Regions from separate parts of the Homo sapiens genome. Here all the other regions are linked to region 2. A link is an interaction called in ENCODE POLR2A ChIA-PET data of the cell type or tissue named here. Cell type or tissue: MCF 10A. All regions are shown on one strand. Each heading gives the region's core, and the rest is flanking DNA. Links, peaks and the distances in the headings are about the cores only. Region 1 overlaps CASZ1 (castor zinc finger 1). Region 2 has its middle 81 kb from the start of CIROZ. Region 3 overlaps CASZ1 (castor zinc finger 1). Region 4 overlaps PEX14 (peroxisomal biogenesis factor 14).

What was found. ChIA-PET counts read pairs that join two places held together with the same protein. Peaks named below come from ENCODE experiments on the same cell type or tissue, not always from the same donor. Only the 100,000 strongest peaks of a DNase experiment are listed, where the experiment ranks them.
Region 1: POLR2A ChIA-PET joins it to region 2 with 8 read pairs; 2 of 35 experiments call an interaction of 5 or more read pairs at or near these places.
Region 3: POLR2A ChIA-PET joins it to region 2 with 5 read pairs; 4 of 35 experiments call an interaction of 5 or more read pairs at or near these places.
Region 4: POLR2A ChIA-PET joins it to region 2 with 12 read pairs; 3 of 35 experiments call an interaction of 5 or more read pairs at or near these places.

Annotation. Positions count from the first base shown.
Region 1 is chr1:10,631,360-10,639,111 of GRCh38, reverse strand. CASZ1 (castor zinc finger 1) reads left to right here. Exons shown (of 21, transcript NM_001079843.3): 21 at 1-2,508. The coding sequence ends at 170. Among named protein-coding and RNA genes, the nearest start is that of PEX14, 160 kb to the right of the region's middle. RefSeq lists enhancers at 3,190-4,152, 5,115-6,078. In MCF 10A, for the core only: no CTCF peak of the experiment used is centred there; DNase peaks (open chromatin) are centred at 2,971, 3,411 and 4,261.
Region 2 is chr1:10,897,574-10,905,325 of GRCh38, reverse strand. No RefSeq gene overlaps it. Among named protein-coding and RNA genes, the nearest start is that of CIROZ, 81 kb to the left of the region's middle. RefSeq lists an enhancer at 1-254. In MCF 10A, for the core only: no CTCF peak of the experiment used is centred there; DNase peaks (open chromatin) are centred at 3,745, 4,335, 4,885 and 5,255.
Region 3 is chr1:10,727,131-10,734,882 of GRCh38, reverse strand. The region is part of intron 2 of CASZ1 (castor zinc finger 1); the gene reads left to right. Among named protein-coding and RNA genes, the nearest start is that of CASZ1, 66 kb to the left of the region's middle. RefSeq lists enhancers at 1-62, 5,705-6,501, 6,502-7,299 and a silencer at 776-825. In MCF 10A, for the core only: no CTCF peak of the experiment used is centred there; a DNase peak (open chromatin) is centred at 3,692.
Region 4 is chr1:10,503,610-10,511,361 of GRCh38, reverse strand. The region is part of intron 2 of PEX14 (peroxisomal biogenesis factor 14); the gene reads right to left. Among named protein-coding and RNA genes, the nearest start is that of PEX14, 33 kb to the right of the region's middle. RefSeq lists enhancers at 2,006-2,694, 3,869-3,928, 3,959-4,018. In MCF 10A, for the core only: a CTCF peak has its summit at 3,742; a DNase peak (open chromatin) is centred at 3,731.

The DNA of each region.
Region 1 (7,752 bases), core at 918-4,917, 260 kb after region 2:
AGGACGACGACGAGGACGACGACGACGAGGACCTGCGCACCGACTCGGAGGAGTCGCTGCCCGAGGCGGCGGCGGAGGCGGCGGGCGCGGGCGCGCGGACCCCGGCCTTGGCGGCGCTGGCGGCCCTGGGCGCCCCCGGCCCCGCGCCCACTGCAGCCTCCTCGCCCTAGCGGCGCCCGCGGGTGGCCCTGGCGGCGGCCTCGGCCTCGGCCTCGGGAGCGGCGCCGCCCCGCGCGAAGCGGCCCCTGGGCAGAGCCCCGCGCCCCGCCGGTGCTTCCGGACCCCGAGTCCGTCTCAGGACAGAGGCGGGGACCCCTCTGGTGCTCCGCGGCCGAGGACACAGGCGGCGGCGGTGGCCCTGCTCTAGGGAGGCCGGGTCTCTTCAGGGAAACAGAAGGTGCTCTTGTCCCGGGGTAGGGAACCTAGGAGCAGGGGTCCCGGGCGAATGCGGCGCAGCTCCCGGCCGCTGCCCCGGCGCCCCTCCCCGCGGCCGATTCGGCCCCGCGACCATTGCTCAGGACTGGGACGGGCGCTGGGGGCCACCGGGACCCCCACCGCGCGCCACCAGGGCGGGGTGGCTCCTGGAGCCGCTGGCGGGGCCTCCCTCATGCAGCTAGGATCCTCCCCCCTGCCCAGGGGGAGACGGGCAGAAGGCAGTCAGCACGGGTGACACTACAGGGACCGTGGAGGAAGCCTCACGGGAGTAGCAGCCGCGGAGCTCCAGCTCAGCCCCACCCCAGGGCCCGGCTGCTCCCCCAGGCCTGGGTCGGGTCTGTTTGGCGACTCCCTGGCCCCAGCCTCCGCCCCAGGGAAACCGAGGCTGCGTCCAAAACCCAGAGTAGCCCGCTGGGGGCCGGGGCGGGGTCTCGGCCACCCTGGTGGTGCAAACAGGAAGGATGCGCCTGGTTTTGGCTTTAATGTTCAAAATGGAAAAAAATACAAGAAAGTTGTACAGTATTTTTCCTGTAAAGGTTATTATTCTACATAGAACAAAAAGGAAGAAAGCAGGCGTGGTGAGAGTGCAGACCCGCCTGGGCCCGGCCTGAGGTTGGAGGCTCAGTCCCGTTTATCCTGTGGGATTTGGTCCAGGGTTTTTGTAGAGGCCTTAACTGTTTGAGGCTGTCTGTCTTCACAATAGCACTGATGGGAGCTGCGTGATTCCAACTCTTAACTTGAATTTTGTAGAGACAAGAAAAAAGGACTATTACTGTTGATCCAAGTTTGTAGTTAATTTAACATTTGAGTTCTCTCTTGGTGATGCGTGTGGCTTTATAGGGCTTTTTTTTTTTTCCAGTTTGTTTTATTACTTTGTTTGGGATGCTTCTTCGCTGGTGCAGTCTACCCAGATTGGGTTCCCTTTGCAAAACATCCCCCTTCCTGGAGATGATGATGCCATCGAAGCCCGGGCCAGGGCCTGACCTGGCAGGCACACACCTGGCCAGTGGCTCTGAGGTCCCCGGGGACCGAGTCCCCTGCGAGGGCAGGCTGCCCGAGGCCACACCTGCCCACCTTCCCTACTCCAGGCCACCAGCTGGTGTCAGATTGGGCCACCGGGAGAGAACAGGCCTAGGAGGGAATGGAAGGCTGGCGGGGAGGCTGTCATCCAGAAGCCTCCTCCCCAGAGGTCTCCAGGAGGAACCTGGCTCAACTGGGGGGCAGTGGTTTACTTTTCCCTTTTTTCTTCCTTTCTTTTGTCCTCTCAGCTGCCCACAGCCAGAAAGCCAGGACCACCCGAACTGGACAGGGAGCAGGGAGGGAGGAGTGGTCGCACGGAGCGTACCTGATTCAACAGGAAATCAGTTATTTTCTAAAACAGCCCCTACCAGAGCCTCCTGAACTCTGTGGGCACCACGTGCTGCTGTGAGCATCTGCCCAGACAGTGACCCGCCACAGGCCCCGGGCGTCTGTGGAAGGAGTTTTGTAAAGGAAAAAAAAACACACACACACAAACATTTTTTCAATGTAGCAAAATCAAACTTAAAAAAAAAAAAGAAGAAAAGAAGAAGATGCCGACAGTGCGGAGTCTAGCCTTTTGTAAACTTCATATTGCACACTAGGACTATAAGCCATTGCTAGCTCATTTTGAATTTTAACGTGTAATTTTTGTTTTATTTTCTTTCTGTGGGGAAACAATGCTTGATCCACCAATGCTCTTTTTAATGTTTTATAACTATGTATGTGTATATATATAAATATCAAATAATATGTATGCACATATGTGTGTGTATATATCTATATGTATATACATATATAGATATATAGAGATATATAGAGAGGTTTTGAGACAAAAAAAATACAGAACGTGAAACCCGAGCTGAACAGCGTGTGCTCTGATTACTTGAATCTGGTCTCCTCGGCACCTGGTTATTAAGAACTGAATATTTTTCCACTTGAATTTAGTGCTATTAGAAATTTAATATATGTGTTTTATTTATTTGATTTTTTTTTTTTTTTTTGCATGACTGATGCAAGGTTTGACATTTTCACTCAATAAAAACTGGAAAAAAATCTATCAAGTTATCTTTTATTCTTAAAATCGCCCCCAATCGGCTGGCCATGACCCAGCTACACCGGTGGGGTGACGGGAGGAGTTGGGCACCCTTCGACCCTGGCAGGAAAAGCGGGGAACAGACCAGTTTTGTCCCCGGGCTGCTGGGGACAGAGGTAGGGGGCTCATTCCTGGCCTGGCCAGAAGGGTAGCCTCCTCCCCAGCCCTGCTTGAAGCCCCCACTTGGGGCTCAGGAGCCATCTTTGGGCAGAGCCATTTGACACCAAGGCCTGGGTCGTCGGACAAAGGCCCTGCAGCCTCCCAGGACCCCCACCCCAGCCAACCCTCTCCTCTCCTGGGCTGCTGGGCCGGCGTTGGCAGGGCCACCCTCCTGCCTCCTCCCTCGGCTCCTTCCTCCTTCCTGCAGGGACCTGCCCGGGCTGGGAACGGCGCGTACCCGGATCCAATCCGGATGCTGGCGCGACTCCTGCCTGGAGCACAGGGTGGCAGAGCCAGAAGGGGCCGATAATTCCTGGGTCCGTAGCCACCAGCCCAGAGCCTGAGCTGCCAGCCCTGGTGGCACCGTGGTTGGCTCCCTCGGAAGCACAGTGGCCGGAGTGTCCACCAGACCTAGCCTGGAGTACAGGCCTCCCAGGCGCTCCGAGAGTTTGTCTTGACACTTCCAACTGATGGCCGGCTCCTCACGACACCACATCGTGAGAATCACCTTGGCAGCCCCTCCCTGAGCTGGACTCCAGGTGGCCGGAGCTTCCTGGGACCTTGGGGAGGGGATGTGTGCGGGATCTGCCACATTCTTCCACGCTGAGGAGTCTTACCGGCTCATCACACCCCAGCCACAGGGATGTCACAACCACTTGCCCGATGAGGAAACAGGCAGACTTGGGGGCTGGAGAGGTTCGGTTATCGCAGCACGCTTCTCCCTCACTGAGCCTGGCACCAGCCGGCCAGGCACCAGGCACCAGGGACCAGGGACGGCAGGGGAGTGGCCTCAGCCCACAGCGCCCAGGCCTGTGTCATTTCCCACCGCAGAAGTGCGTCTCCAGCCCAGCCCCGGCGCGCGGGCACTCCCTTTCTTCTTTCCTCCTGGAATGCAGCCCACAGGCTATTTACATAAATATGTTTGTAACAGACATGAAAATATATACTTTTTTCTGTCTTATTAAAATGTTCAAGTTGGAACTCGCCTATTGTTTGCGGATATCTTGATTCTGTTAAATAAAACAGTGACTAATTTATGGGATAAAACACAAGTTCAACAAATTAAAACCATTATTGGAGCTTCCCAGGCCCTGGTGGGCCTCCCGTGGGGCCTGAAGCGAGGCAGGGAGCCAAGCCCTGAGCAGCCGGTGGGTGGGTGGTGCAGCCACAGAGCTCCCTCTAGGCTCCGGCACAGTGGGCAGCTCTCTGGGGCAGCACTGACTCCTGGGGCCCAGGGGAGGGAGAATGGGGACTCAGGGTGGTTTGCTGACCTTGGCCAGACCCCAAAACTGCCCCCTGGTCTTCTGGGCCTGGATGGACCACACCCAGGGTCAACCAACCTCACGACAAGCAGGGCCCCGAGTCCAGCCCAAGGAAGGGGAACGGGGACTCGGGGACCTCTCAGAGGCATCTCAAGGCCTCAGGACGCTGCACCCAGGCCAGCCCATGATGCCACATCCCAGGCCCCGCCCCAGAGGGTGGAGAGAAGCTCGTACCCCCACCAGGCATGTGTTGCCCACTCTGAGACCGCCCCCAAGAGCCGGGAGGGGGCCTGCAGCTGCGGGTTGGGATGGGCCCAGGTCCCACGGCACTCCCTGTGGCTTGTTGGACTCAGTAGGAAATGCAGTAAAGCATGCTTTCCTTCTGGGATTTAATTAGCTGTGGTGTGTGATGCTCCTACACCCAAACTGGGGCAAATTCAAGTGTTTTGCAACCTCCTGGAAAGGGCCAGAACCCGCCGCACAGGCTCAGGGCTGAGCTCAGGGGCCTGCCCACCTCCCACGGACCTGGCCCAGCAGGGGCGCCACCAGCAACCTGAGTCACCCGTGGGCGCCGGGCCTTGGCGCTCACGAAGCGGCCTTGCCCCAGCCTGGACATGGCGACAGGCAGCCCCCTTTCTGGGCAGCATACCAGGCCACTGGGCAAAGGCCAGCTGCCCATCCACTGTCACGGGAGGTGGCCCTGGCCCCACAGGTAGCGTTGGTCTAGGACCAGGGCTGGCAGCAGTGCCCTCTGAAGGGCTGGAATCCCAGAGCCTTGTCTGAGAATGAAGCAGCCAGGCCCCGGCCATCCTTGCTGGGAGGTGCCTCCGCACCCTCTGGGGCAGGTCAGGGAGGAATCGGCAGCTCCCAGGGGGCCCACAGCCAGCGCTGGAGCAGCTGGACCCAGTGGCTTGGCCTCCAGTAAGCCCCATGCCCCACACCACTGGAAGGAGGCAGGGATCCCCAAGAAAGAACCTCGCTGCCCGGAGCCTCCCTGAGGCTGGCTCCTCCCCCTGGGGCTATAACGCATCTGGATGCCAAGTGTCATGGTGGTGTTTAAAGCCATGACCCTGTCGCTTGAAAGAAGGTCCTTCCAGTATCTGTCGTGGAGCAAGGAAAGGTTTCAGGCATCTTTCTGATGAACATATCATGTATCTCATTTCTTCTTCTAGGAGAACACAAACTATAAAGTGCTCAATGAAAGTAAATTATTAAGGTTTATTCATGATTCAGGTAGTCATCCCTCAATGCCAGGCGAGATTTCAGACCCGTTTTGCATTAAAGAGAGTGCCAAGGCTGTGGTCTGAGCTGTGGCCTGCAATGGGCACGTGTTGGAGGAGGACATGGGGACCTCTTGAAAAGGGCCCACTGGGCCCTGCGTGAGTGTGAGGGTGCCACACACATGTGCACGCACATGCATGTCAGCATGTGCCAGCTCGGGCGTGGCTCCCCCTGGCCAGGCGGTGGCCAGTCCCTAGGTGGGAAGCCCCTGTACACAGCAAAGGAGCAGGAGGAGGAAGAGCGGCCAGGCCCTCCAGGTCTACCTGGGTGCTACACCTCAGGAGCGCACCTCACCTGAGGCTGGAGCTCCCACCTGCATGCAGGTCTCACTGGCGCCTCCGTGCCTGCCCTGTCTGGAGGCTCTGACCTCTTCTTTTGGTGCCTTGGCAGAAACCAGTTTAAACAAAAGACAAATTAAGTCAACTCCTGGGGACAGAGATGTCTGGCCATTGAAGAATGGCCCCTGCTTGCCCTCCCCTTCCCTCCTGGGGTCTGGGGCAGGGACAGGGTGGTCACCTGGAGAGGGAGGGGTCTGGGGCAAGGCCGGAGACCCAGCGCCTCCATGCTCCTGGCTGGGCCGCCAGGAGGGCAGAAGCGAAACCTTCTAGAAAACTCTTCCACCTGTACCTGGGTGTGAGGGCCCCGAAAGATGAACACAGCTTGCTCAGATGCGTTTATTAAAAACAAAGAAAGAGGGAAAGAGACTCTGTGGGCACACAGGGAGCCGATGGGCAGGTGGCAGGTTCTCGCATCTCTGTCCCCTTCTATGTGGATTGGCTTTGCTACACATCCCACCTGTGGGTACAAACTCAGCAGCCCCTTCCCCTGACCCAGGCGCTCCCTGTCCCAGCCAGGGTCCTGGGATGGGACTGGCTCTGGGAGCCTTGGCTTTTGAAGGACTTGGCAGCCCCAGGCGGGCGGAGACCCTACCATCCCCCGAAGGCAACTCCCCCGCCTCCTGGCCTGTCCTGCGAGTCGCAAACACCAAGGGAGGTCCCCTGTCCTTCCCAAAGTAGATGCCCCTGCCCAAGGCAGAACCAGCGAGTTACCGGAGGAGCCGGGACAGACCCCGGGGACCGAGGGAGCTGGTCCGGGGTGAGGTCAGGGCAGCTGTCCCCCGGCCTCCAAGCATGGGGCTAGTTCTTTCCTAAAAGACACTTTATAAAAATACATTGTAATTGAGTTTAATAATCTTCTCCCTTCCAGAAAGGGCCTGACAGGCGCTGCCTGCTGCTTACTTCTGCCCCATTCCGAATATTTTTACCTTATTTGGATGAAATGCATTATTTTTCTAATGAAAGGCTTTTTTTTTTCAAAGGGCTGTTTTCCCTGGTCCAGCAGCTGGCTTTATTAGGCAGCACTCCTGCCGTTTTGGGGAGGGGTTTTTCTCTCCCTGAAATCACGCCAGACTCTGTCCTCAAAAGCCGAATTCGGTGCTCAGGACCCACAGGGGCAAAAGGCCTCCGGGCCCAGGTTTCTGTCCGTTTCTCCTCCACGCTTGAGCCTCAGGGATGTGCCAGCCCACTGACCCCCAGGATGGAGAGTGCTTGCCCTGTGAGGTCTCCATTGCCCCCACCCCAGGGATAGTGAAGCCCCAGGGAATCCCTTTCTTGGTGGCCCCAGCTCTCCAGGGAGAAATGGAGCCGGGAAGCTGGCACTTCACTTCCACAGCACCAACCCCACAGCCCTGGCTTCCCTTCCTTCCCAGGGTATCTGCCCTCTGGTCTCCCTTTCTAGTCCCACTGGAGGAGGGACCTCTGAGAAGTTACAGACAATGGCCACCAGGCAGCAAATGACAGGGGGCGGGGACTCCTCAGGAACCGATCCGTCCAGATGCAGGCCTGTGACCCAGCAGGTCTGAGGGTGGGACACAGGCAGTCACTGTCCCCAGAGCCAGGCCGAGGCCTGGCCCACCTGTCTGCCCACCGCAGCTCCCAGACACTGGGACTCCTGGGGTCCTGGTAGGCAGGACCCCCTCGTCCAGGTGAGGGTGGCAGCCCCTGGGAATTGAGACACCTGCTTCTTCAGGGACAGCAAGGAGGCCAGGGAAAAAGGAGAACAAGCCATAGTGTGACACTGAACTGGGCTCCGCTCGTCCCTGGGGAACACGTAGCTGGAAACAGGAAATGCAGGAGTGTCCTTCCAGGTGACAAGCATGAAAGACACAACCCGCAGGCCAGAAACCAGATTGGGGCTGGACCCTCCAGCAGGTGGGTTCAGCCTGCTCCCGGTGACCCTCCAGTGGGTGGGTGCAGCCCAGTACTGGGGACCCTCCAGTGGGTAGGGGCAGACCTGCTCCCAGGGACCCTCCAGTGGGTGGGGGTGGACCTGCTCCAGGGGTCCCTCCAGCAGGTGGAGGCAGCCGGGTCCCAGGGACTCTTGAGTGAGCGGGGGCGGCCCGGGCCTGGAAACCCGTCACTTTAGCAGGACCTGTGTTCCCAGCATTAAGAAGGGTTTGCTGCAGGGGCCAAAAGCGAAACATCTGAGACAAAACAGCCCCAA
Region 2 (7,752 bases), core at 2,362-6,361:
AGGAAGCGGCAGAATATTGCTTAAGTGTTCTCTTAGCCAGAGTGGAGTGGGGTCAAAGGTGGCCGTCCTCAAACTGAATTAGAGACCAGGCCTGCCAGAGGCAGCCGGCGCTGAGTCACTTAATCACATTATTTGGGAAAAATATAGGGGGGAAAGAGATAAAATGACTTAAAATGAACTTGCCAAGGAGGAAGTGGAGTTTTTTAGATTTATTTAAAAAGCAATCCTTGGCCTGATGAAATAGACGCAGGGCTGCGGCAGGATGTGGTACCAGCCGGGCAGAGTAGCGGAGGGGCGGGGGCTGCCCTCTGGGAGCAGAGGGGCTTCCGGCATGGCCCCTGGGTCCCAGATCTTGGTGAGGAGTCCCTGGGGGTGCAGAAGGCCCCCGTGGGTGAAGATAAAGAGGGTGCCCTTGGGACCTGGGGGTGCTGCGGGAGTCTTCTCATCTGGGAGCCTGAGGCAGGCTGGATGGTGTGGGCTGCAGGGAGGACAGGGCGTGGCAGGGCCCCCGGGGTATATGGGGCTGGGCATGGTGCCCCGATGGCGGCAGGCACAGCTGGCTCTGATAGACGGTGGTAGAAGTGGCACAGCAGCAGGCACAGATGACAGGGGTGGATGGGGACCAGGGCCTGGAGGGATGGTGCCCACACACCAAGTGTGTAGAATCCAATGCCTGCATGTAGCTCCCGGGAGCCCCATAGCCGCTGTGTGATGTGAGACACGGCCATGCCCATTTTACAGATGAGAAAGCTGAGGCTCAAAGTGGGGAAGCCATTTGTCCAAGGTCACACAGCTACGAGGGGACAGTGTTGGGATTTGAACCCAGCTCATTCTAGAGCCAGTGTTCTCTTTGCCTGGCTCCATGCCTCGCTTGGAAGGTGCAGTTGGAGGTGGGGACAATGTTGCCTCTGAGCCTTGGCTTCTGGCCTGCTCCAGAGTGCAGTTCAGCTGTTCACATCGTAGGAGATGGGACCAACATCTGCCCATACAGGGAAGGGTCAGGGACTCAGCAGGGTTGGCTTCTGGAAAACCGTTTGGCCTCCAGACACTGGGGACTGGGGCTGCGGCAGAGGGAGTGGGGTCACTGACATGGATGCAGAGCTGTTCCTCTAGCCCTGCTGCCAAGGAAAACCTGAGTGTTGGACGACTGTGAGGATGCCCCTGGGGCCGCCCTGGAACAAATGGGGCAGGCAGCTGGCAGGAGCTGACGCCTGGCCTTCTGGGCAAGGCTTTCCACATTGGGCAAAAATGCCGGGACAGGACAGGGGCTCTACCTGGGGAGGGGAGGGCCACCAGAGGGGCTGGCTCCCCAGCTGTTTCATGCGCAAGGACAGCAGTAGGGGCCCAGCCATTCCAGGGATGTGGTCAGGTGTATAATGAGCAGAAGACAGCACCCGGCTTAGCACACTGTCACGGGGAGGAAATGACACAATGAGTGCCCGCCTAGCACGGTGCTGGCACACAAGGAGCTGTGATTACAGTGGCCCATCTGGGCCCAGCCTCAGGCTCCAGACCTCCAGTGAAGGGTGTTTTGTATTTTTTTCCTTCTGGCCTGCACTGCCTTGGTCCCTTTGGGTGGGTTTGGGGCTGTGGAGCTTTGGGCACCTTGGAACCTGGACTCTGACTGGGGGAAAGCGAGGCCCCCATCCCATCAGCTGGCTTTGCAACAGGGACACCCATGGGACTGTGTCAGCAGGCAGCAGGTTGCCTATCCCCAGACCAAGGGGGAGGCAGTTGAGGGGGCATGAAGGGCCCGAGTGCCAGACTTCATGGCTCAGCCTCCCCAGCAGCCCAGAGCTTCCTGTGTCCTGCTAAGGCCACTACTCATTCATTCGCTCATTCAGCAAATGCCTACTCCATACCAGACCCTGTTCTAGGCACAGAGATACACCAGTGAACAAAACACTATTTTCGGCTGGGGGCGGTGGCTCATGCCTGTAATCCCAGCACTTTGGGAGGCTGAGGTGGGAGGATCACTTGAGGCCAGGAGTTTGAGACCAGCCTGGCCAACATAGCAAAACCCTGTCTCTATTAAAAATGCAAAAATTAGCCAGGTGTGGTGGCTCACGCTTGTAATCCCAGCTATTTGGGAGGCTGAGGCGGGAAGATTGCTTGAACCTGGGAGGCAGAGGTTGCAGTGAACCGAGATCACGCTACTGCACTCCAGCCTGGGTGACAGAGTGAGATCCCGTCTCAGAAAAACAAACAAACAACAACAAAAAAACAAAAAACAAAACAAAACAAAAAGCCACTACTTTCAACAGAGGACAGAACCTCTGTCTCTTGCTCTGAACCCCCGGCCTCAGTTTCCTCACCTGTGATAAGAGGATTCACATGACCCATTTCATCTCCTGCCTAAATTGTTTCAATCTCGGAGGTGAAGGGGCACGGTGAACATAGTTCTTTTTCCCGGGAATGGGCCTGACAAGACACTCATGGATAGAATTCTTTTCTTCTGTCTGCCACTCTTCAAGGCTGTGGTTCCCAGATGGTGAGGGCAGGAACAGAGATGAAACAGAGTAAAATTTGGGAAAGTGGGAGCCACTGTGAGCCCTTGAGCCACAGTGGAGGCCTATCTGGGCTTCTGTGTTCCCAAAGTCCTGGGGAACGCGAGCTCTTTGAGAAGGGGGAGGGACAGGTGGGAGGGAGCCCAGCTGAGACCTCCAGGTAATTCCCGCACCCCAGATCCCCGTCCCCCCAGCCCGGTTGTGGGCCTGATTAGAGTTGGGATGGGAAGGAATGCATTTCCTTTGCCTTCATGGAAGCTACTGGCTGCCAGAAGGCACAGCCCAGAGCCTGAGACCTGTGGGACCCCCGTCTTCTGGACAGAAAGAGTTGCCAGGAAGAGAGAGTGCAGAGCTTGGGCAAGGTGTGGGCAGACGGCAGTCCTGGGTCCCGGGGTAGCCGCCCAGCCCCACAGACAGGATGTAGTAGGGAGAGCCAGAGCCTGCAAGGAGTCTCTTCACCTCCCACCCCTGCAATCCACTTCCCCTAAGATTGTCTCCCAGACTTCCCCCTCAGGAACCTCTCTGAGCTTTTAGATCCCTGGACCCCTCTCCAGTTCCCCTCCAGCCCACGCACTTGCGCCTACCTTCCCTTTTCCTGCAGGCCTCAATTTGCTCATCTGTCCAGTGGAGCTGCTCTAGCAGCATTCCTCCCACAGGGCTGTTGGGAGAACCTGAGGGATGGGAAGACAGGCCTGGGGAGCTGGAATTGGGGGAGAGCTCCTATTTGGGATCCTCAAGAGCCCCCGAAGGAGTCAGGTTCTGAGGCTGCTGACAGACCACTGGGGACACCCGCCATGCCCCGGTCCTCAGGCACGGAAGGGAGGGCCGGTGCCTCCTGAAGCCCTGTCACTCTGGATCCAGGGCCTGTTTTTTTCTGGAAAACAAGCGACATTCATCACGAGTGACAGCCAGGCCCTAATGCAATCTCGGCTGGAGCCATGAATTGCAAATGCGCCACAGGGAGGAGGCTGCTCCATCAGGGCCCCCAGGGAAGCCACATGCCTGGGCCCCAGGGGTGCTGGTCAGCGGTGGGGACACCTCACAGACCCGGCAGGGTCCAGGGCTCCCACAAGTCAACCTGGGCCAGACCCCACCACCTCGGGGTCCTTGGGTTCTCGGAGTGGGGTGGGGACCAGGCTCCAGCGTGGGCAGAAGCGGGAGGCGGTTCCTGGTGACTCAGAACTTGCTTTTGTCCCTCTGTGAGATTCACAGGGAAAAAACAAAGCACCGGGCAATTAACCGGAGCAAGTCGGGTGAGTGGGGAGGGACAGGCAGGCCCAGAGGCCCCCACTCTGACACCTCACCCACCTGGCAATTGGGAGGGCCCCACCCCGGGGTCAGGAGCACTCACGTGACCAGGGTGCCAGGGCCCCTGGGGGGCGGGGCCTGAGCTCTGCCCCTCACCCCAAATGGGCCCTGCCCCCTCACCCTCATCTGGCCTCCTTCCAGCTACCCACACACGTATGCCCTCTCCCTGCCGCCTCATCCTCCCATGCCTAGGGGCTCCGCTCCTTTCCAGGACCAGTGCCACTTCCACACTTGTGTGCCCGGAACTTCCGGCTCTGCACACACGTCTGTGCCGCTGCCCCCCACTCCCCAGCGTGTGCCCGGGCCTCACGTGTGTGCCCAACTTGCTGCCAGCCCAGCACTGAGTCAGGGCGTGCCTGCCCGCCTCTGGCACCCGGAGTAGACGAGTAGACGGGTGGGTTTGTTTTTCCCTGTGTGTTTTGGGTTCAGGAAAAAAAAATCCACAAACGAGCTCTCCCTAAGGCGCTTTTCCCTTCATTTTTCTGCCCAGGTGTCTCTAAAGGGAACTTCATTGTCTGTTTCAAATTCATTTGCACTTAACTCATCTAGAAGTTTTGCAAGAGCTGTTTGAAGTCCAAGGAGCCCTGAGCACCCTCTCCACCTCTCCCCACCCTTGTAATGAGCCCTTTAACCCTTAGAGACCCAGAGCTGCCTCTGGGCCTGAGTCAAAGGCTCTGCTGTCCCCTCCCCTCCTGCGCGTGGGAGCGAGCTTAGGACTGGGTAGGAGGCGGGAGTGGCATGGGGTGGGTGAGGCTCTGTCCAGCTTGCCCCCTCCTCTGGAACACACACCTACCTGGGCATCTCTCAGTGCCCCCCTCCACAGTGGCCTCAGGCTCCACTGGGTGCAGGGCCCAGCTGTTGGGGCTTTGAGCCTCCCCTACTAATTAATGGGTGCCTGCAAGGGCTGACCCAATCAGCCCCCAAATTAATCTCAATTATAGCGATTTGGTAACTGCAGCGCTAGCCAGCCTGATTGAGCCGGGATTTCATCACCTGAGAATGGTGAGCCGGAACCCAGACAGCTCAGCCTCGATGTTATTGGCAGGGGGCGGAATTGTGGGCGGGGGGAGCTGGGTGGGGCTCTGGGGCCCCGGGCAGCCCAGCCTTTATCACCACCATCAAATTATTTCATGCCAGCTAATACTCACATTGGCAGCCCGGCCTGCCATCCCCGCCACACACACCCCCGTCCCAGGTACTGGGGAAGGTGGAGGAGGCTCTGGGTGGATCTCGGGCTGCCTCTCCAGGTCCCCTGAGCTCACAGCCTGGAGGGGAGGCTGCTGAGCCCAGTGGAGCCCAGAGAGGTTAGGCTCTGGAACTCCAAAGTTGGGCAAAGGTCCACGCTCTAGACCCCGAGATCCAGCTGGGCTGCCTCCCCCAGGACTGCGAGGCCGGGAGGCAGACGTGGGCAGATGACTCTGGTGCGCTGGCAGTTCCCTGCGGTTTCCAAAGCCCTTTCCCATCCAGTAGCACTGGTTTGCTCCCTGCAACATCCCCACGGGGCAGGGCAGGGCTATTAACTCCATTTTACAGAGGGGGAGGTGGAGGCCCAGGGAAGAGGCAGGGCTTGCTCAACGTGTCAGTACAGGAGCCAGGGCTCTACCAGGCCGCAGGACTCCCAGTGCAGTGCTCTTCCCACGAGAACACATCAACTGGGAGATGTTCTCCTGCCCCCAACTTCAGCACCCCCACATCCCCATCACACACCCAGCGCCTCCTCTTCCTCCTCCTCCTCCCTGCGCTCTAACTGCCCCAACGTGTTGCCATTTGCTCATTCATTCAGGCAGCCCGACTTCTCCAAGACTCAGTTTCCTCATCTGCAAAATGGGGTGAAAATCATTACATCTGCTCCCCCACTGACCCCCCACAGGACCCTTCCTTCCTTCCTTCCTTTCTTCCTTCCTCCCTCCCTTCCTCCCTTTCTCTCTCTCTCTCTTTGAGACAGTCTTGCTCTTGTCACCCAGACCGGAGTGCAGTGATGCGATCTCAGTTCACTGCAACCTCTGCCTCCCGGATTCAGGGGATTCTCCTACCTCAGCCTCCTGAGTAGCTGTGATTACAGGCGTGTGCCATCGCGCATGGCTAATTTTTGTATTTTTAGTAGAGACAGGGTTTCACCATGTTGGCAAGTCTCATCTCAAAGTCCTGACCTCAAGTGATCCGCCCCCTCAGCCTCCCAAAGTGCTGGGATTACAGGTATGAGCCACCGCGCCCGGCCCCCTACAGGGTATTTTCTATGTCCTAAAGCCTTCTTTGAGTGTGAGGCTTCAATTATTGTTTTTACGAAGAGTCATGGTGGCAGCAGAGGGTACCAGAGACCTGGCAGCTCCTGGTCTGTTCCCCAGCCATGGGGCATGTTCATGTGGACAGAAGGAGAGCGGGAGGGCCGCCTCCCTGGGGTCAGGCAATGGCTCTCTATGGTGGAATCCAGGCAGCCGAGGCCAATTGAGGGAGGAAGTCTTTGGGACCCTTGCTCATCACCCTGGCCCACCCCCACCGCCAGTCAAGACCCCTGCATCATAACATTCCAGCTCCTGGAGGACTGTGAAGTCTTTGGTCACCTCCCCCTGAACCCACGAATGAATGAATCAGGTCATACATCCTGTGGAAGAGATGGAAGAGACACTTAACACAGCTCAAGCTACTTCCACACGCCCTCCTGCTACTTCCTTCCACCCTGGCCTCTGGGGGGCTCCTCTGTCTCCAAGGCCCTGTCTGCTGCACCCTTGGCAGTAGCCCCGGGGTAACTCCCACCACCCCGCCCTCTCAGCCCTGGGCCTGGTTGGCCAGCTGGGAAGGGGTCCAGAGGTCAGGATGGGATTCTCTCGGTAGTGCTTTGCCAGGCCCCCAGCATCACCAGTGAGCCGGGGCAGCACTCAAGAGCTGTCACCCTGCAAGGGAGCCAGGGCCCTGCGAGGCCTCCTGCCGGCCCCCACTTCCCGCAAACAGTGGCAGGATGATTGATTTTGCGGGAAGAGCAGCCCCAAGGGTGGGGGCGGGGAGCCGGGGCGCCAGGGGATCCTCACTCCATTTGCTTGTGGCTGTGAGTCAAGGCCAGGTCCCTCTGGGCAGGGTGTGAGGTGTTCCCCGCTGTGCCTGCTGTGGGAGGGCAGGGAGGGCCTTATGGGGCTTTCCTACAGCAGGTCCAGGGCCCTGGGGTCTGACAGCCCTTGAGGGGGCCCTCTGACCCCTGGGACTCCTGGTCACCCCGTTAGAGGATGTGGCTGGTGTGGCTCACCCCAGGGAACATGAGTCCTCCCTCACTTAGTCTGAATTCTGCAGCTGGGCTGGGGATGCGGAAGGGCAGGGAGAGGCTGTATCCTGGGCTGAGCTGGCCCCAGTCTGCCTGGGACTCCTGCCCTACGGCCAGGCCTGCCGAACTCCCTCGGGACCTGAGGGGGAAGGAGGGAGCTCTGAGCCATTCGAGAGTCATGGGTACATATGCCCAAAGACAGACAGACAGACACACACACACACACACACACACACACTCGCCAGGATTCACAGGTCTCAGGGTCAGGTCCTCAAGGCCTCATACCCACAAACATGAGCACCTCACACAGGGCCATGGTGTCCTGGAAACGCGCTAATATGAGTGGACTCCAAGCAAACCCCGCTCCATGCGGCTGCCCCAGCAGTGGACACAAAGACAGCGACACCTTCAACAACAGGGAAGGAGGGTTTTCTTGTCTCCTGTTCCTATTGGAGAGACAGGCAAACTGAAACCCAAGAAGAGAAAATGATTCAGACCCTGGGTGAGTTGGCAGCAGTGAGCAAGTCCCAAGAGGTCACCTGGATTCAGGATGCTCCGGAAAAACAGGCCAGAGCCCTCTCCGTTTGTCACATTTTTCCCCAAGCTTTTGGGCCTGGCACAGGTGCGTGTGTAGTGGTGGTGGAGGCGTGGGGGGTGGGGAAGCAGCTTTTTCTAGCATTGCCC
Region 3 (7,752 bases), core at 1,387-5,386, 170 kb after region 2:
CTAGATGCATGCTCCTCAGATCCTCCGTGGCACCCCAGGGCAGGTGTAAAGGGCCCTCTCCTTAATGGCATGGACTGTGCCATACACCTTCCACCCCCAAACATTGTGGTGCTCCGGTTAGAGAAAGAGAGAAAACCACATTGCCTTTCTTCTCTCCTGGTGTCTAACTTGTTTATATAGATCTTCCCTTCTCCCTCTCTCTCTCTTTCTCTCTCTCTTTTTTTCTTTACTTAAAACAAAAACCCTCTGTGTTGCTTTTGTCACGTTAATTCCCATTTTGCCAACACCAGGGGCCCAGGCAGACGAGTTACCAAGGAACACAAAATTTTAATTAGTGTATTTTAATCATTCAGGCTTTCCGAGCTAATCCACATGCCCTAGAGAATTCCCGAGATGCAGCTCTGCCCTGCTTTACCATTTATTGTTGAGTCTATTATAATTACTGTTAGCAGGTGGGGACTGGGAGATGTTTATTATGAGTTTTTCATCTTTAGTATAATTACCGAAAAAAAACAAAATAAAAAGATGTCGTTGTATTTTGTTTCCTAGAATTTTTTTTTTTTCCAAGGGAGGGCACGGCCATGGGATTTTTTTTTTTTTTTTTCTTGCTTCTTCCCAGGCAGGTGACTTGGAGTTTCGGTGCTGGAAGACACACTCCTTGAGATCAGCATGAGTGGTGCTCAGTACTCCACAGGCTCAGGAAGGGGGGCGGCTGCCACCTCTGCCTGTCATCTGCTCGGGCAGGCCCTGGGGTTGTCCCCTCCCACCCATGTGTGCTGTTGTACTTTGAGAGAGCAGGGCTGGGGATGTACCAGCGCTCCTCCTGGGCTGGTGGCTCTGCCTGGTTGGGTCGGCCTGGGGGCCTGGCCAGGTGGACCTGTTAGGGGTGAGACTAGCACTTTCGCTAGTTATTAATGTAACAGTTAACATTTATTCACTGCTTAGTATGTGCCAAGTGCTGTGCCACGCCCTTTAGCTGCATTATTTCATGGACTCTCCTTCAGCAGCCCTGTGAGGCAGGTGCCAATATCACCTCTGATTTTATAGAAGAGGGGGCCAAGGCTGGGGATCCCAGAGCTAAGAAGTAGCAGGGAAGGATTCCAACCCAGCTGTGTCCCCAGAGTCCAGGCTGCCCAGTACTGACTACACTGTACTGGTTCCTCTGAGCTCATCTTCCAGGTCTTATCATAGATGCCACCTCCTCCCAAAAGCCTTCCAGGATTAGTGGAGACTGAGTTGGGCCTCTCTTCATATATTCCCACAGCTTTACAGTCTCAGTGCCCGTCCCTGAGTTATAGTTGCCCGGTAACTTCTCTGCTCACCTCTGAGAGCAGGGACCAGTGAGGGTGGAGCCCTTTTTGCCATTGTCCCTGAAGAGCCTCTAGCATTTAATGTGGTCCCTGATACAAAGCCAGCTCTTGGGAAGTGTGTGGGATGGACAGGCGTGCAGGTGGCCCTGGTAGGGTGCTGTACCATGAGCTTCCTCTCGGCAGTGGCGAGTGTCAGGGTCTCTGGACACAGAGGTTTAGCTGGTCGGACATGCCACTCTCAGCAGAGGCCACAGAGCCTGTGTGTCCCTGAGCTTCACATTCTTGGAGGAAGGATGATCTGGGGCCCCAGGTCAAGTTTGGGTCCTGTCCTGGGGACTCTGGGTGTGAAATGAAAACACACAGCCTTGTCTTTCACATCTAGTCCCCCGTGCTGGAGGCGACCCTGGGAAGCCTGGCCTGCCCTCTTTCTTTCCTTTCTCCTCTTTAAGATCAGTTTTCAAATGTCTTCCCCTCTCAGTGATGATTTTGAAGTTTCCCTGGAAAATTCCACATCTCTGCTCTAGAGCCAAGCCTGGGGCCGAGGACCATGGGCTTTCCCAGGCAGAACAGAGCAAGGTGAGCCAGAGCCCGCCTTTGCTCATTTCCAGCCTGGTTACCCCCAGGGACCAGTGGGGGAAGATAATTAACACGTCCCTGGGAAGGGGCCCAGGGCATCCTGTGAATTGCACACTGGTGGCAAGACTCCCTGTTCGGCTCTAAATTCTTAGGCACCCTCTCCACCAGCTCCTCCTTATGCCCTGATGGGGCAAGTGTGGCCCAGGGCAGTGTTACCTCACCTGGATCCCACGTCCCCTGCACTGCTGCTGCCACCATGGGAGCCAGACCCTTTTCAAGTCCAAGGCAGAAGGGGCCACCTCCCCGGGTGATTCTTTTACTACTTGTAGGACCATCTCCCCCTCCTCTGCCTCTGCATCCCAGGGTCACCATCCTGCCCGAGGTTGAATCTCTCACCTAGGATGTGATGTGTAATTCCCCTCAGATATCCTGGCAGCATCAGTGAAGCAGGCCCACACCACCTCTAAGGCCAGCTGTGGGCCAGAGAATCATCGCAGCTGAAGCCCTACTCCACTGCGTTCCACCACGTGTATTTTCTGCCCCTAGTTCCCCAAGACAGTGGTTCTCACACCTGTTGGTCTCAGTGACCCTTTATGATCTTAAAAAGTATTGGGGCTCTTAAAGTTTTGGTTTGTGTGGAATATATATATATATATTTTCTTTTTTTTTTTTTTTTGAGACGGAGTCTTGCTCTGTCACCCAGGCTGGAGTGCAGTTGCACTCGGCTCACTGCAACCTCTGCCTCCCGAGTTCAAGTGATTCTCCTGCCTCAGCCTCCCAAGTAGCTAGGACTACAGGCCTGTGCCACCACACCTGGCTAATTTTTATATTTTTAGTAGAGACTGAGTTTCACTACGTTGGCCAGGCTGGTCTCGAACTCCTGACTTCAGGTGACCCTCCCGCCTCACCCTCCCAAAGTGCTGGGATTACAGGCATGAGTCATCATGCCTGGCCTGCATGGATTATATATATGGATATTTAGCATATTAAGACATTAAAACTGAGAAATTTTAAAAATCATTATTTATTAATTCATTTAAAAAATAACAGCAATAAGTCCATGATGTGTTAACATAAAGAACATATTTTTGAGAATAACTGTATTTTCCAAAACAAAATTTTAGTGAGAAGAGTGGAGTTGCTTTACATTTTTTGGCAAGTTTCTTTCGCATAACCTTTCTGATAGGTTGTTTTGGTTGAAGTCTATGAAGAAAATCCAGCTGGAGACAGATGTGTAGTTGGCAAAGGCAGGAGTATCTCAAGGGCCTTTGCAGACTATCACAGACTCTCACAGGTTAGTTCCAAGGTGGAATCTGAAACCACATCAATGAACTTTGTGTACTGTTTCAGTAAACCCCACTGATCTATAAGCACTTCGTTTTGTTTTTCTGTGTGTGTTTTGTTTCTGTTTTTAAGTCAGGGTCTCTTTCTGTCACCCAGGCTGGAGTTCAGTGGCGCAATCAGAGCTCACTGCAGCCTCAACCTCCCAGGTCAAAGGATTCTCCCACCTCAGCCTCCCAAGTAGCTGGGAGCACAGGCGCATGCCACAATGCCTGGCTACTTTTTTTTTATTTTTAGTAGAGATAAGGTCTCACTGTGTTTCCCAGGCTGGTCGCAAACTCCTGAGCTCAAGTGATCCTCCTGCTTCGGCCTCCCAAAGTGCTGAGATTACAGGCATGAGCCACCACGCCCAGCTAAATTATTTATTTATTTATTTTGTAAAGATGGGATCTCACTATGTTGCTCAAGCTGCTCTATGAGCACTTTGAATGACTCATTCCCTGATGTGAGACTTTGTAACCTCACACATCAGTTATGTGGAAAATACTGGCTCACTGAGGAATGCAGGTCTTCAGAGTGTTGACACATTTCATTATATGATTTTTTTTTTTAGACGGAGTCTAGCTCTGTCGCCCAAGCTGGTGTGCAGTGGTGAAATGTTGGCTCACTGCAACTTCTGCCTCCCGGGTTCAAGTGATTCTCCCGCCTCAGCCTCCCAAGTAGCTGGGATTATAGGCACACGCCACCATGCCCGGTTAATTTTTGTATTTTTAGTAGAGATGGGGTTTCACTATGTTGTCCAGGCTGGTCTTGAACTCCTGACCTCATGATCCACCCACCTCAGCCTCCCAAAGTGCTAGGATTACAGGCATGAGCCACCATACCCAGCCTATATGATGTTTTTTAAAAATCACAGTCATTAGTATCATTACTGGTCTCATCAGAAAAGCTGTTAAGTATTAGGATGCCGTCAAGGTTGCAGTGGCAGATATAAGTTTTCCAAAAGTCTGATTTTCACTGGAAAGCTCAGATTTTATCATTGGCAACAAATATTGTCAGGTTTTTTTCCCCTGGAAGTGACAGGCCCACTTTGTCCACTTTTGAGAAAATAGCTGCCAAACACTCAAATCTGAAAAATCACAATTTGTCTGTCAGTCACTCTTTCAGGTAAAGATGGTGTTCCCTGGAGCAGGCAGCTGGTTCCACTCTCAGCTCAGTCACACGGGTCCATGTCCTTCAGACAGGCATTGGACTCGAAGGCCCTAGGCATGCTTCCCTTTCATCCTCCCCGAATATTCAAAGGATGCATACTCGAGGGTCAAGACTTCCTAAAAGTTAATCATATTTGCAGCTTCATCAAGGACATTTTAAAGTGAATATGGGGCCGGGCGCAGTGGCTCACACCTGTAATCCCAGCACTTTGGGAGGCCGAGGCGGGCAGATCACCTGAGGTGGTGGGCACCTGTAATTCCAGCTACTCGGGAGGCTGAGGCAGAAGAATTGCTTGAACCTGGGAGGCAGAGGTTGCAGCGACCCGAGATCACACCACTGCACTCCAGCCTGGGTGACAGAGCAAGATCCTGTCTGAAAAATAAATAAATAAATAAATAAAGTGAATATGGCTTGTAATCCCAGCACTTTGGGAGGCTAAGGCGAGTGGATCACTTGAGGCCAGGAGTTCGAGACCAGCCTGGCCAACATGGTGAAACCCCATCTCTACTAAAAATACAAAAATTAGCCAGTTGTGGTGGCACAGGCCTGTAGTCCCAGCTACTCTGGAGGCTAAGGCAGAGAATTGCTTAAACCTGGGAGGCGGAAGTTGCAGTGAGCTGAGATAGCACCGCTGCACTCCAGCCTGGGCGACAGAGCGAGACTCCATGTCAAAAATAAAAAAAAAAATAAAATAAAGTGAATATGGCTTTTCTCGAGCTGGAAGGGCGTGTGCTGAGGAACACATGCCTTCTCACACACTGCTGTGGTCTGTGCCGGGACGCCGGCAGTTCCGCTCACCCGCTGCCTTTGCGCTGTCAGCGTAATGTCCCCACGTTGAATAGGGCACGTAGAAACTGTGTTCCACTATGGGGACTTTATGGCCTCCTGAGAGGGTCTCGGGAAGAGGCCTGCGGACCACGCTTTGCGAACTGCTCCCCTAAGCCCCCCAGGGCTCTGGCACTTGGTTTCTGCCATCTGAAGGGGCTGAGTTCTTGGCCTGATGGTGGACTGCCACTCAGCAACTCCTCCTGGCTCCCTGGACTGTCCGGGACAGATGAGGAGCTGCGGTGGGAAAGATAGCTAAGGGGGTGGGGGAGTTCTCATGGGGTGGCCGGGGAGAGGGAGAGGAGCCACCTGGGCCCGGCTGCCCCGCAGTGCCAGCCTGTGAATGTGTGCATGCTCCTGGCCCACAGCTAGAAGAGCCTGGTCCTCCTCCCCCAGGAAGCCCCCCTGCAGCCGTCTTGCTTCCCATTAGCGCCAGCGCAGGCCTGTCTTGGGCCCTCTGGCCTCCCGCCCTGCAGCGGCCTAGTTTCCCATTGGCCACCTGCCTTCAACGCCGAGGGCCTGGGGGGCAGGAGCCGCAGGCCGGCCGCCCCCTCCTCCCCACCCCTTCCCTCTCCTCCCCACTCCCCTTCCCCCAGCTGCCTCCCAACCGCCTCCCCCAGCATGGCAGCCTGTCCAAGACAGGGTTTTGTCCCCTCGGTCCGGGCACCGTGAGAGTGACAGAAAATAGCTGTCCGGAGAGTGGGGGGGGAAGGCCTCTTGTTTTCACCTCTCAGGGGCTGGTTTTCCCAACTTTCCCATCCCAGCTCCTGTGGAACAAAGGGCCTGCGGCCCCCGTGTGCTGGGCCCGGCCCAGCGAGGGGACTCACCAGCAACTCTTTATTGAGTCTTCAAGCGCCGGCCAGGCACTCCATTAAAAAGCCATTCCCCTTTGTGCAGCCCGGCCCCCAGCTGTCCCCCCTCTCATGTGACGGTCGGTCACAGTTGTAAAACAACAACACACAGAGTTGGCAACTAACGAGGCTTTTTTTCAAGCCGGGGTCTCCATGGCAACCCCCGTCAATCACCCCTCAGGAGCGCTTTAACCTGACCAAGAGGGGGAAATAAAAAATAAAATAATAATAATTAAAAAAAGAAGCCAAGAAAGAAAGAGTTGGAAAGAGAGCAAGAGGCCAGTAGACAGCTGGGGAGAGAAACAATTCAGAAAGTTTCTGGGGTTTGCGCCCTCGATTGGAACACAAATGAAAATTTAACCAGTGGGACAGGATTGTCCTGGTGACCGGAGGGGAAGGACGTTCATTTTCATTTTTAGATAGTTTGCACATTGCACCTAGTTTTACAAAAGCTTCTGACCTTTTCCCGTGGTCCATAAAATGATGGTGCGTGGTTGTCTGTGGGCACAGAGGGGGCGGGAGGGTGGTCCCATGGGCCCTTAGAGTAAATGGATGGTCCCAGGGGCCCAAACCCAGAGGTGCCCAGTTGATGGCCTCAGGCCAGTGGGAAGAGCCATTCAGAGCTTGGCTAGAGTCCAGCAGGGTGTCTGAGTCCTCCCGTGTGCGGCCTGGTGCCAATGGGGATAGCCCACAGTATGTGGCAGGCATGGTGCCAAGGGGACACTGGAAGGCCCCATACCCAGTGCCATGTGGGGAAGGAGCAGACCTACCACCGCGATGTGTTGACGGGGAGCCCGGAGCATAGGCGGTGGTAGGACCCCTCGTTCTTCACGTGCTGCTGTGCCAGCAGATGCCCAGTTTCTGGGCACGTGGCATCGCGCCCGGGGTTAGTTCAACCTTCCACGTGTTGGCATGGTGCCGGGGCATGGCAAGCCTGAGTTCTCCCCCCAGCTCACCCCCAACACTCATACATGCTGTCTGGCCACTAGCCAGGGGCTCCACAGGTTCCCAGGTCGGCACAGTCTGGGCAAGGGCTGAGGGCAGCCCTGGCAGCTGCTGCCTGGCCTTCCTCAGCCTCTGATCAGGAACGAGGTGAAGGCCAGCTTCTCAGCTCCACTTTTGCTTCCTAGCACCCTGAACCCTAGGGTGCAGACACTTTTTCTTCCTGGACATGGTGGGAAGGCAGAAGTTCCTATTGTAACTCCTGGCACCTTGGGAAAGGGGTTTTCTCATTCTTGGAGTCTAGGAACCTGGCTTGGGGGCTATGGGGACCAAGGAAGAGAGTCCTTCAGGACAGAACCGTAAAAGCTTCCCAACTTTCAGAGGGTGGGCACTGGGGCACTGTTGGGCTGTGCTGAATCCCCTGGGCCCGGGGGTTCAAGGAGCTGGGGTGTTTGTGAGCTTCTGGGAGGCTGGGTTGTTTTTTTTTTTCTTTTCTGGACTTAAAAGGCCTTGTGCAAACCTGGTACCCAGAATAGCACACATGGAGAGTTGTGAATGAAGAGCTGGATGGCCGATGACCTGGAGTGGGGGCTGGGGCTGGGCTCAAACAGCAGGTGCCTTATGGCTCTGCAGCCCCTGCCTGCAAGACGCCCTGGTCTCCCAGCTTCCCACAGGCCTGGGACGGTCGCGGGCCTCTCCCTACCCCTGGCCACCTCTCCCTTTTCCCTCTTCCTTCTCCAGGCTGTTTCCATGCC
Region 4 (7,752 bases), core at 1,389-5,388, 390 kb after region 2:
GGGGGAGGCAGGAAGGAAGGGAGGGACAGAGAAAGAGACAGTAATGAAAGAGAAAATAAGTCTGAAAAGAAAGGAGAAAATAGAAATATAAAAGATTAGAAAAAACAGGAGATAACAAAATAAAAAAGACAAAAACCTCACTTTGGCATTTACAGTTTAAAGCTGTCAGGGCATTTTATGAAATGACAGTTGCAATAAAACAAATAGAATGGTGAGTCATCTGGGTTCCAACTTCTGAGTCAAAAGGGGCTGTTTCTAGACAAACCAGCAGCTCTGCTGCCTGCACATTTAACGATGCCTATCGGTGCACCACAGCTACGGAACAGGATGTGGAGAACGAGGAGGTGGGAGTGAGCATTGTCTTTACTGGTCCCAGTGTCATTGCAAATAAAGACTGTCAAGATTTAAACCATAATAATGGAAAGGCTATAAAGGTCTCAGTTATAATGTTTCCTCTGATGTTCCCTTTCATAAAATGGCCTCTTTATGTTGCTTGCGTAGCAGTCATCCACTGAACATCGGCATATGTGTGGCCCAGTGGGAATGTTGCACCCTAAGTTCCTAGCAGGACGCCAGGCAGCAACTGTGCAATCCAACTCCTTGGCTCATCATCTCCATCGCACATAAGTGAGCACACACACTCACTCATTCCACAAATATGTATGAGTGCCTATTTTCTGCCAGGAGCTGAGCAATACGGTATATGCCCAACCCATACAGGGCTTAGCAAAGTGCCTAGGTGCCAAACAGCCAGGAAACACACATGCAAAATATATACGGCCATACAACACAGGGACTCCTTTCCTACTTTGGCACCTAAAAGTCTTACATAAGTGCCTGGCAGCCTAGCAGGAAATGGGACTTTTCCTTCTCCATGCCAGAGCAAAGTAGATAAGCTGGAACACAAATCAGATAAATGCTCAAAAAGGGGGCTTAATATGGTGCCCACAAAGACTTGCCTTTACTTGGACACACCAGACAAAAATGCACAGAAACCTGCTGTTTCAACAGAATTATTTATCTGCAGCCTGCCATCTAACCATTCTAGGCACCAGGGAACCTCAAAGGAAAATACAAACAAAACCTCTGCAAATTAATACTTTGTAGACATGCCAAGGAGGCATGAACTAAGAAAGACACCAGCAGCACGTGTAGGGATGAAATGAGGCTGAAACCTGTAAACCAGGGAGCCGTGTGATGCAATTAGAGATGCCAAAGTCCAAAATTAGGAAAGGATCGATCTAGTCAAGCCCAACTTGGTGGCAGGTAGAGAATAACTCACATTTCTAGGTGGGCAGCCTGTGCCAACCACAAACCATCCCTGGGCTGCCTTCCCTGCTGATCTATAATTGGTGGGTCAGTGATGGAGCTACCAATTATCTTGAGGCCCCCTGTATTTAGTTCACAGACAAAGGGAAGCAGGAGAGACCAGTTAGTAATGAGTAAGTAATGGCCACGAAAATACATTGTATTATACAAAGCTGCTTCGGCAGGAAAAGCCATTTGGAAAATAAAGCGTAAAAGAATAAAATAAGCTGGAGAAACTCAATTTTCTCCTCCCTTCCTCCCAAAGCCACACTTAGGATAAAATGAGGTTTGTGCAGGTTAATCCTTAAGAGGTAAGAAAAAAATGATTAAATACATTTAAAAAATCAATTGTACATTAAACCAAATCCAGGAACTGCAAAAACAAACACGGCAGCGTTCCTCCAGCCGGCATTAGCTCTGCCAGTCTGGTCAGTAGGGGATACCCCCACCTGATGGAGCCCGCTGAGGTCACAGAAGACAAGCAGAGAGGAAGGGGAGAGAACCAGGGCTGGGGAGTGGGATGGGACCACAGATCTGGATTTCACTGGAACTGAAGTTATTTCTAGATATTATAAAGAAATAAAATGCCTTACAAATGGGGCTCTGGGGACCAGGCTGAATTCTTCAAAAATCCAATAGAAATAATAATAATGAGAATCATTTGATAAACAGAAATTATAAACCACCTTACTGTCAAATGATGTGCCACTATTTCTCGTTATTTCTTCTGTTTATTAACAAATTCTATTAACTGCCATTTTTCAGACAACAGAGAGCTGGAGAGGTGAGGTTAAGAGGCATGCCTTTGCCGGGCGCGGTGGCTCACGCCTGTAATCCCAACACTTTGGGAGGCCGAGGCAGGCGGATCATGAGGTCAGGAGATTGAGACCATCCTGGCTGACATGGTGAAACCCCATCTCTACTAACAACAAAAAAAAATTACAAAAAAATTAGCCGGACGTGGCGGCGGGCGCCTGTAGTCCCAGCTACTCGGGAGGCTGAGGCAGGAGAATGGCGTGAACCTAGGAGGCGGTGTTTGCAGTGAGCCGAGATCGCACCACTGCACTCTAGCCTGGGCGACAGAGCGAGACTCCGTCTCAAAAAAAAAAAGGAGGCATGCCTTTGTCTTTCAGGAATGCCACTCTCTGCAGTGGAGCTGGATGGAAACTCCCACCCTTCCCCAGTACCCTGGGATCTTCAGATGAAAGCCTGAAAGAATGCAAAGCCACAAGAAAGTGGCCCTAGGTCACCCGCTCCTCCCTCAGTGGAGTCAAGGCTGAGAATTCTTAGCTAATCCTAAATAAACCTCACATGGCTGAAATGTCACGGCCAATTTGCTTCCCCGTGTGGACTGCAACCATCTGGTTCTGCCTGCAACCAGCCTTTCTCCTCCTGGGCACCTGCCTCAGCCACACAGCTGGAAGATCTGGCAGGCAGGAGCATTCAGAGGGCACAGTAGGAGGTGCACTTCTGGGGGGGAGGGAGCTGGGACTCACTCTGACAAGGCACAAGTTGCCCATATGTCAGTCTTGGGCCCCCAATCTAAAAATCTGGCACATCCAAGGCCGGGCGCGGCAGCTCACGCCTGTAACCCCAGCACTTTGGGAGGCCGAGGTCAGGAGATCGAGACCATCCTGGCTAACACAGTGAAACCCCGTCTCTACTAAAAATACAAAAAAATTAGCAGGGCATGGTGGCGGGCGCCTGTAGTCCCAGCTACTCGGGAGGCTGAGGCAGGAGAATGGCATGAATCCGGGAGGCGGAGCTTGCAGACAGCCGAGATCGCACCACTGTACTCCAGCCTGGGTGACAGAGCGAGACTCCGTCTCAAAAAAAAAACAAAAACAAAAAACAAAAAAATGGCACATCTGCAATGTTCCCCTTCATGTGTTTCTGAAATAAGTCATTTAGAATTGAAGAGAAACCTCTGTAAGACTAGTTTGGATAGGGGGAGGGAGTGGGGTTGGGGGGAAATGCTGACAGGAAGAACAGGTAATCAACCATATGACAGTGGTATTCCCAACAGAATTAAAGACACGTGCCCATGGGGGAAAGTTTCAAAACCTCTAAACATTATTTGAGTGGGTTATCAATGTCTAGCTCTTGGCAACAAGTAAGATCTGACAGAAAGATTTTACTCTCTTAAAGACATCTCTATTCTCTTATCTTCAAAGCAGGTGAACTTTGCTGCCTTAACTCTGACAATGAGGAATTTGTGGATGTTGATAGAAACACAGATAAAGGATTTACCTGAGGGGGCAGAGAAAGTAGAAATAAAAGATCCTGGATATTGTATTTTCTTTACTTATGCGGATTCCAGTGACTCCCTGGAGACCTGCAGGCACCACTTTAAGAGCTGGAGTCCAGAGCAAATTGCTCAATTGTCCAACCTTCTCCCCGCCAGCAAGAGACAGAACAACAAGCGGCTGCTGCCCCCTAGAAGCTACCAGGGGCATAGCACCTTGCTATATAGACATCACATGAAAAGATCCTATTATCTCCTCTCCATCCCATAACCTGTCATTAGTGAGGTACATGGGTGCAGACGCCTCCTCTGAGCACAAGGAGGCACACATCACCTGTGATAAATTAATAGGCGCCTTTTCAACAGCTAAGATGCACACAAAAGACTCCAACCACGGAGAGCACACTAAGGCAGCAGCCTCAGAAAGGAGGTACAGAATCACCAGGCAGCACTGAGCATCGGCTGAAGATACGTTTGTGCAGCGGGCGCCCCGCACGCACGCTAGTGTGCCTGACAGCGCGGTCCACACCGCACCCATACCTGCTCTCCCCGTCTGCACAGGTTCAGCAGCATGGACACCAGCTTTCAATCCCAGTCCTGCCACTTCTTAGCTGTAGGAACTTGAATGCTCTGGGCTCAGTCTCCTCACTGCAAAATGAGTAATTCTCACAAATTTGTTGGAATCAAACAAAGTAACCAAAATAAAGACACCAACAGCGAGACCAAAATAAAGACACCAACAGCGAGGCCAGAATATTACAGAGTAGAAGCCCTCCTGGCCTATGTGATCGGAGCTAGTAATTGTTCGGTTAATCAAAAAATCAGTTAAAGCAGGGAATCAAAAATGGAACCTGCTCCACATACTGAAAACATTTTCTATTAACTGAAAACCTATAAACATTCAGTCACTGCTGATCTTTTGATGTAAAGCCAAGCCCTTTGCTTTGAGTGTGGGCCCACAGACTGAAGTTCCCAGACGTCTTTCTTGCATAAACCCTACCCATAACACAGCCTCCACAATTTCTAAAGCAAAGTAAGAACTTCAAGACATCAGTAAAGCAATCAAAGTACAGAATCCTTCTAGATGTTTATGATCTTCCTCTAATGTTTAACTGTCATCTCGCTCACACCTAATTTGACAGCAATGTTTTTAGCAATTCACATTTAGCAAAGCATTTAACTTAGTTTTCATAAAACTTTCTTTTCACATTTCTTTTTATAGAACACATTATAGCCAGGCGTGGTGGCTCACGCCTGTAATCCCAGAACTTTGGGAGGCCGAGGCGGGCGGATCACCTGAGGTCGCAAGTTCAAGACCAGCCTGACCAACATACAGAAACCTCGTCTCTAAAAATACAAAAAATTAGCCGGGCATGGCGGCGCATGCCTGTAATCCCAGCTACTCAGGAGGCTGAGACAGGAGAATCACTTGAACCTGGGAGGCAGAGGTTGCAGTGAGCAAGATCATGCCATTGCACTCCAGCCTGGGCAGCAACAAGAGCGAAACTCCATCTCAAAAAAACACACAAAAAAAGAACACATTATATTTGCAGAACCCTCTCTTCACACTCTTAGTTCACCTGTTGACATCATGTTTAATACAAGGACACAGGTTTAGGGACAAACTAGCTCCTGGGGTACAGATGAGTGTGGGAGAGACTGGCTGAGGACCTGCCTTGTTCAGAGCACCAAGAGCCTGGTGAGTACGTTCCATGGGACCCAAACAGCAAGTTGGTCAGACAGGGATGCCAAATGCAAGCTCTTGACACAGTTTTAAAAATATGTTCTTATTGATACCCCTGCTTCATTTCACAAAAGACTCTAAACGACTCTCAAAAGTACACATAAGCCTGTAATCCCAGCACTTTGGGAGGCTGAGGCGGGCAGATCACTTGAGGCCAGGAGTTCAAGACCAGCCTGGCCAACATGGCAAAACCCTGTCTTTACTAAAAATACAAAGATTAGCTGGGCATGGTGGCACACACCTGTGATCCCAGCTACTCAGGAAGCTGAGGCACAAGAATCACTTGAACCCGGGAGGCGGAGGTTGTAGTGAACCATGATCATGCCACTGCACTCCAGCCTGGGCAACGGAGCAAGACTCCGTCTCAAAAAAAAAAAAAATACACACAAGCTGGGCCGGGTGGCTCACACCTGTAATCTTGGCACTCTGGGAGGCTAAAGAGAAGGTTCACTTGAGCCCAGGAGACTGTGACCAGCCTGGCCAACACGGTGGGACCCTGTCTCTATAAAAATTTAAATAAAATTTAAATAAAATAAAAATTTCAAAGTACACACAAGACAACAAGATACAGCAAAGGAAAAGTATGGTAAAGGGGGGGAAAAAAGATTGTGTTTTGTTTTTGAGACAGGTCTCGCTCTGTCACCCAGACTCACTGTAATCACAATCTCCTGGGTTGATGCAATCCTCCTGCCTCAGCCTCCAGAGTAGCTGGGACTACAGGCTCGAGCCACATGTCCCACTAATTTTTGCATTTTTTATAGAGATGGCACCTCGTCACGTTGCCCAGGCTGATCTCAAAACTCCTGGGCTCAAGCAATTCTCTTGCCTCAGCCTCGCAAGGTGCTGGGATTACAGGTGTGAGCCACCATACCTAGCCTAAAAGATGTTTAATACCTGTTCTTTATTCTCCTTCTCCATCAAAATCCACTGTCGGTAAATGCTAGTTAAATGAAACCATTTATAGAAATAATCATTGGCCAGGTATGGTGGCTCATGCCTGTAATTCCAACACTTTGGGAGGGAGGCCAAGGTGGGCAAATCACTTGAGGTCAGGAGTTTTGAGACCAGCCTGGCCAACATGTTGAAACTCCGTCTCTACTAAAAATACAAAAACTTAGCTGGGTGTGGTGGCGCACACCTGTAATCTCAGCTACTGAGGAGGAGGCAGGAGAACAGCTTGACCCTGGGAGGCGGAGGTTGCAGTGAGCCAAGATGGCACCACTGCACTCCAGCCTGGTTGACAGAGTGAAACAAAAAGAGGAGAGGGGAGGGGAGGGGAGGGAAGGAAAGAAGAGAAAAGGAAAAGGAAAGAAAGAAAATAAAGAAAGGAAAGGAAAGGAAAGGAAAAGGAAAAGGAATCAATCAACTTGTGTGCTTGATTGTCAGCAACTCCTTGCTACCATACGGCTGCAAAAAGTGGCCCTGGTCCTAAAGACCCACTTGCCACGGGCCTGGCTGGGCCAACACAGAGAGAAAGGCCTCTTGGCAGACACAGCTGGGTAAAGGGAATGATCGCTGACCCAGAGCACCGCCCCACACACTCTGCACACAAACAGGAGAGCTGTGCCCCCAGGGTCACTGTGAAGGCAAGAGGTCACAAAAGTGGCAGCATGTCTTCTTCCTGACAGGGGTAATTTATCCAGACTCCTGCTCCACTGGGGGCTATGAGTTAGTTCCTCTCTGCCTCTGACTGTCAAGGAGTGCCCCTGGATAGATTTACTTCAAGAATCACTCAGTGTCGGCCCCATCTCTAGACTGTTCAGACAAACTCATAATGGCAGAGAGAAGATTTGTGGAGCAACAAGCATAAATCTCGGTTATAACTACAAACCATAAAAGAAAGGAGAGCTGGGAGGGAAGAAGGAAGGGCGGTGAATACGTCCTTCTCCAAAGCACCACTTTATCTTCCTGCGGTTTCTCACAGCTCAGAAGTGGGACTAACTACAAGATCATATTTTTTGAGCCAAAAATCATTCTGCGTGGTTTGACAATGAGCTAAAATATTTTAAATTACAATTATCCTGGAAAATGGGCCGGGCACAGTGGCTCACACCTGTAATCCCAGCACTTTGGGAGGCCGAGGCGGGTGGATCATTTGAGGCCAAGAGTTTGAGACCAGCCTGGCCAACATGGCAAAACCCCATCTCTACTAAAAATTAAAAAATTAGCCAGGCATGGTGGTGGGCGCCTGTAATCCCAGCTACTCAAGAGGCTTAGGCATGAGAATCACTTGAACCCCCAAGGCAGAGGTTGCAGTGAGCTGAGATTGTGCCACTGTACTCCAGCCTGGGCAACAGAGCAAGACTGTCTCAAAAAAAAGAAAAGAAAAGAAAAAAGAAAAAAGGTTATCCTGGAACATGTAGGGCACTTGGTTATCTTAACCAACACAACAGTCAACAGTTTTCACACTGGGGGCTTTTAGATTTATCCTGAGTTTGCCGCATGGAATACCTAT